Linked DNA regions of Homo sapiens: region 1 is linked to region 2. Evidence: read pairs that join two places in POLR2A ChIA-PET (ENCODE). Cell type or tissue: GM12878. All regions are shown on one strand. Each heading gives the region's core, and the rest is flanking DNA. Links, peaks and the distances in the headings are about the cores only. Region 1 overlaps CHURC1-FNTB (CHURC1-FNTB readthrough). Region 2 overlaps FUT8 (fucosyltransferase 8).

What was found. ChIA-PET counts read pairs that join two places held together with the same protein. Peaks named below come from ENCODE experiments on the same cell type or tissue, not always from the same donor. Only the 100,000 strongest peaks of a DNase experiment are listed, where the experiment ranks them.
Region 1: POLR2A ChIA-PET joins it to region 2 with 5 read pairs; 2 of 35 experiments call an interaction of 5 or more read pairs at or near these places.

Annotation. Positions count from the first base shown.
Region 1 is chr14:64,927,482-64,930,398 of GRCh38, forward strand. All of the region lies in intron 3 of CHURC1-FNTB (CHURC1-FNTB readthrough), which reads left to right. The region is part of intron 3 of CHURC1 (churchill domain containing 1); the gene reads left to right. Among named protein-coding and RNA genes, the nearest start is that of GPX2, 14 kb to the right of the region's middle. RefSeq lists an enhancer at 1,524-1,593. In GM12878, for the core only: no CTCF peak of the experiment used is centred there; a DNase peak (open chromatin) is centred at 1,390; H3K27ac peaks cover 1,510 bases.
Region 2 is chr14:65,431,561-65,434,477 of GRCh38, forward strand. All of the region lies in intron 1 of FUT8 (fucosyltransferase 8), which reads left to right. Among named protein-coding and RNA genes, the nearest start is that of FUT8, 20 kb to the left of the region's middle. In GM12878, for the core only: no CTCF peak of the experiment used is centred there; no DNase peak of the experiment used is centred there; H3K4me3 peaks cover 699 bases; H3K27ac peaks cover 2,279 bases.

The DNA.
Region 1 (2,917 bases), core at 288-2,787, 500 kb before region 2:
TTGAGGTTGCCTGTTTATGTCCTAACCAAGCCATTGTAAATTAGCTAGACCAAAGTCTAGCTGATTTTTCCTTTTTGACTGAATGCAGCCGTTTTCAAAGCTGCCCTGGAAATTACTCTGGGACAGGAAGAAGGTAAAGGAAGGTGGCTTGTAGTCACGATGCAAGAAACTATGAAATGGTGGTGAAAATGATTCTTAAACTAGACTCTCTACTCCCAGTCTACTTCTCCCCCCACCCCCCCCCCCGCCGTCAATTCATACTCCATACTCTACCATCATATTAATTTTCTTAAAATAATGTTTTCAAAGCTGGGCACAGTGGTGTGTGCCTATAGTTCGAGCTACTCAGGAGACTGAGGCAGGAGAATCTCTTGAGTCCAAGTGTTTGAGTACAGTCTGGGCAACATAGTGAGACCCTGTCTCTACTAAAAAGTAAAAATAAATACTTTTGGGTGACCTCATTGGCCTTCCCATAGTGCACCTTTAGCTACAGTACAATATCCAAGCTCCTCATTTCAAGGTTCTCACTGGACTGGCCCAGCTTCCCTTCTTTTATTTCCTGCTACTCTTTCATATGTACACCATACTTAGCATTGTCCCAACTTTACTCTTCCTTCTCTCCTGTTAGAGAGAAAGATTTTTATTTACCCCTCTCTAATGCTACCCCTACTGCATTTCCTCAGGAATCTCATGTTATCGTCTTTCTTTCCAGTGTACTTTGATTCATCCTGTAATCATTTCTTCTTCCTCTTGCTTCTTTAGTTGAACAGGTTGTTTGTTTGTTGCAACAAGGTCTTACTCTGCCGCCCAAGATGGAGTGCAGTGGCCTGATCACAGCTCCCTGCAGCCTTGACCTCCCGTGCTCAGGCGATCCTTCTGCCTCAACCCCTCGAGTAGCTGAGACTACAGGCACTAGCCTCTGTGCATGGCTATTTAAAAAATTTTTTTTGTAGAGATGAGATCTCACTTGGTTGCCCAGGCTGGTCTTGAACCCCTGGGCTCAAACAGTCCTCCTGCCTCAGCCTCCCAAAGTGCTGGGATTACAGGTGTGAGCCATTACCTGGCCACTTGAATGGGTCTTTACCCTATTTTCCTTATTTTCCTATACTCCTCTTAAGTACCTACAAAGTGATTTTCATTTTCTCTGTGCTAAAACTATTCTCTCATACGTTTCCTATAATCTAACCACATCCTGTGACTGCCTTAGTTCTTTTCTCTCTTACATGGCTTCTGCATCTAGTTTTATTAACTATTGTTGTCTTTTTGAAGCATTTCTGCCCTTGAGGTCCAAAGTGCTTGACTTCTTTCCTTTTTAAATCATTTTAACTGCTCCTTTGTGTTTTCTCTTAGTTTTCTTTCCTGTTTTCTCGAAGTGATACTCCTCAGCTTTTGTTCTGTGGTCTGGAACCTTCTTTATGCTCTCTCTTGTAGTGAACACACATGTACTCAGTCTCAGTAGAGACCTATTAGATACCTTTCTCATTTCCTTCTCTAGCCTTCGTGCCTACACCCCTCATCCCCTCTTTTTTTTCTTTGTTTTGCTTGCCTTTTCTCTGACTCTGGCACCACACCTCATGTCAAGGACCATAACCATTGAAGGCTGAATTACTGCAGCATTCCCCAGACTGCAGTTCTGCACACTGCCATCAAGTTAATCTTCTTAAACATGTCATCCTCCACTCCCCTGCTGACAAACCAAATGTAGCTTCCTTTCCCTTTTACTCCGTAAGCGATGCGCATGCTCTTTTCCATATTGCTGTCCATATTCATGCCTTTTCCTTGATTTGAATATTCCCTCTCTCTACCTTCAAGCCAACTAAATCTTACCTCTTTCTGCCTGAACTCAAATTCCATCTCCTCTTTGCTCTTCAAGCCTATGCATCTTCTCCCTTTTCTGAACTTTTCTTGTACCTATGTCAGGCCCTGACTCTAGTGAATAGCCACCTGGGAACTTCTACCTCAGCCTAATGGCCACAAGAACCCTCCATTCTCAGCTGCCATTACTTACTGTCCTTGTCCCCACCCTACCCCAGCCCCTCATCCTATCCTGGCAGTAGTTCAAGTTCAAGGTGGGATTCCCAGCCACCATTGTTGTTTTATATTAAACATCTTATAGGAGATTTAAACATAGTCCAAAGTAGGCAGAATAGTGTACTAATGTACACTACCCATCTTCAAGTTGCTTTATTTATATTTCACCATTCTCATATCCCCCCATAGGATTATTTCAAAGCAAATTCCAAACGTATCACTACCTCTTTAAATACTTCATTAGTCTCTCTGAAAGATAAGTATTCTGTTTTTAAAACAACCATAATGCCATTATTAAACAAAGTAGGATTTTCTGATGGCAAGACTAGGGAGAAAGTGGAGACAGAGGGACAGAGTTTACATGGAAAATACATGATAAATTATTATAGGTATCCTTTATTTAAAAAAAAAACCCTCCTAGCAAAAGCCCCCCCCCACACACACACCAAAATTGTGTGTTTACTTCAAGAAACAAGACAGAAACTATGAGACTGCTTTCTATTCCTCTGTGGGCCAGGGAAGGAGAAGACTTGGAGTCAGAATTAACAGGGACTAATAGAGGAAGAGAGTAAAGCTAATAGAGAAAAAAGTAAAGCCCTCAGAATAAAAAAAAAAAAAAGATCTGGTCTTACTCAGAGGTAATTCCGCCCACTCTGCTCTTCCCTCCAAATATTTTCCCCTAGGCCCTGCCCAGTTGGAGCCTTTGAGAGTCCCTGTGAATGACTGGGGGAATTATTTTCTGTACTTGGCTGGTTTTGATAAAAGGTGTCCTAATCTCATCATATTCCTGGCAGCACGAGGAGATCTGTTCCTGGCATCCCAAGTTAGAATTCTAGACATATTTTCCCACAGAAGCACTTCTATATATGGTTAGATTCTATGGTGC
Region 2 (2,917 bases), core at 263-2,762:
CCTCAGCCTCTTAAAGTGTTGGGATTACAGGCGTGAGCCACCACTCTACTTCTTCCTAGGGCCTGATTCCAGTGTACTGCTCTTAGACTTTGTAGGTTCACTTTTTTTTTTTTTTTAATGTAAGATCAAGACTATCCAACAGAAGCTTCTTCAGCTTTGCTTTTCTCTCTCTCTAAATTGTGTAAGTTCTGTCTCCCATTTGGTGTCAGGGATATGCAATATGCCCTTTAGGTTTTCATGGCTACCTCTTTTATCCCTTCTACTGTTAGAATGTATAGGATCATTAATTAACTCTTTTATCATTTTTATTTTAATCTTCCCTAGCAACAATTTAATGGCTTAAACAAAAACCTTTCCTTATTATTATTATTTTTAAATACTGTGCAACAGGCCAAAGGAAAAAAAACAATTTATGTCTGTTGTTTCAATTTGGTTACCTTATTTTTTACTAAAACTGTTCTTTCTGTTGTTACCAGTGACCTTCTGAATTGCCAAATGGGGATTCTTCAGTCTTGTTGCTTCAGATTTAACACTGTGAACCACTTTTCCTCCTCCCTTCTCCTTATAACTTTGCTGTCCTCTTGGCTCATTTACAAAGTCAACTTGTTTCTCAAGTATTTGCCTTACATGTTTTTCATTCTCTAGATTCTTTTTCTTGAAATGTTACCTATTCTTTTGGCTTTAGTGAGAATCTCTTCCAGGTGACCCCTATACTGTAAGTTCCTGAACGTCAGTTTCCAGCTGGAGATTGTCATCTAATTGTCATGCTGTCATGCTTAACCCACTCAAATTTGAATTTTCTTTTCTTTTAAAATGTATTTTTTCTACTTTCCTTTTTTTTTTTTTTAAATTATTGGCTTTTCCTTCCCATTATCCAAACTTGAATTGTGAATCATCTTTGTATTCCCCGTCAGATTCATTCGCTTGTCAAACTATCAGAGGCCTGTGAACCAGAGCAATTGCATCTTAAACAGGAGTTGGGTAAAATGAGGCTAAAACCTACTGGGCTGCATTCCCAGACAGTTAAGACATTCTAAGTCACAGGATGAGATAGGAGGTCGGCACAAAATACAGGTCATAAAGACCTTGCTAATAAAACAGGTTGCAGTTAAGGAGCCAGCCAAAACCCACCAAAACCAAAATGGCAATGAGAGTGACCTCTGGTCATCCTCACTACTACACTTCCATTAGCACCGCTCTATGACAGCTTACAAATGCCATGGCAATGTCAGGAAGTTACCCTGTATGGTCTAAAAATGGGAGACATAAATAATCCACCCCTTATTTACCGTATCATCAAGAAATAGCCATAAAAATAGGCAACCAACAGCCCCCGAGACTGCTCTGCCCATGGAGTAGCCATTCTTTTATGCCTTTACTTTAATAAACTTGCTTTCACTTTGCACTGTGGACTCGCCCTGAATTCTTTCTTGTGTGAAATCCAAAAACCCTCTCTTGGGATCTGGATTAGGACCCCTTTCCTGTAACATGTTTCTCTGTCCTGTAACCTATTTCTGGCAACCACAGAAGAGACTATAGTGCAGAAACCCTGACCCAACGGCTACCTTTGGGTAAGTGTTGGGATCCTGTAACAAAACTGCGAATTCTATCACTACAGTGTTTATCTCATTCATCTGCTTTTTTCTGTTTCATTTTTTTTTGATAACAGTTTAGGTTCTCATTACCACTAACATATAAATATATAATTATAATTCAGTAATTGCTATGATGAAGGGTGAGGTGGCAGAGGAAGTTCTAGTAGGATATGGTACATAGTGATGATTAGCTTAGCATCAAAAACAAGTAGGGGCATTCCAGGAAGACAAACTGAAGAAAGGCTTATTAGGAGTGTGCTATGTGTTTGTTGTCAACTTGTGAGACTTCTTCTTTAATCCTTACTGCAGTTGTGTGCTTTTCGTATTTGCATATGCTATTGCCTTTCTTCAGATATTGATTAAAATTTGTGAAAGAGCATGCAATGGCAGAATGACACAAAGTAACATATATCTTTATTACCTAGCTTTAAGTGAGTAGAGTGGTAAAATGTAAGGTAATGAAAAGTGAGTACTGCCTGCACTGAAGATTTAAAACCTGATATAATTTGCATTAAAAGCTGTCTTGAAGGTTTTTCACTATTTGTAATGTAAATCTTCACTAGGCAGCTGTTCTCAGTCTACTGTTGTTATATGTGGCTTTATCTTTTATTTCTACCTCTCTTCTGTCTCTTCTCTCTCTCTCTCTCTCTCTCTCTCTCTCTCGCTGTGTTGCCCAGGTTGGAACACAGTGGCTATTCACAGATGTGATCATAGAGCACTGCAACCTGAAACTCCTGGCCTCAAGCCGTCCTCCTGCTTCAGCCTCCTCAGTAGCTAGGGCTAAAAATGTGTGCCACCAGGCTCAGCTATTTCTACCTCTTTCAAATGTGTGTGATTGCCCTACAGTGGGGTTGGGTAATATCTTGATATTAGTAGCCACTAATACTGAAAATAACTGAAGGCCACAGCAAGTAAAGAGAGAATTTACTATTTTTGTTTCCTTAGAGAAGCCAAATATTTTGTGATTTTAAAATGGGAAGCATTAAAAACAACAATTCTAAAATGCCTTATACAGAAAGGTGATTTATTGGCTATGTAAATAGGAAGAATAGAGATGGAGAAGTCCAGGAACAACCAGATCCAGGAACTTAGATGCTGTCTTCAGAGTATTCTAGCTTCATTTTATTTTTTCTCCTGTTGGCCTCATTTTCTGCTTATGTTAGAAAGCTTCTTTCATGGCAAGGATGCATGGCCTCAGACAGCTGAGAACTTAGTTCCCTAGGATGGCCTCTGACAGGCTTATCTCTGGGCTAATCACTGTGGGGAATTGTCGTTGACATTAACATCAGAACCACACAAATCGGGGGTAGTGTCAGTTCCCC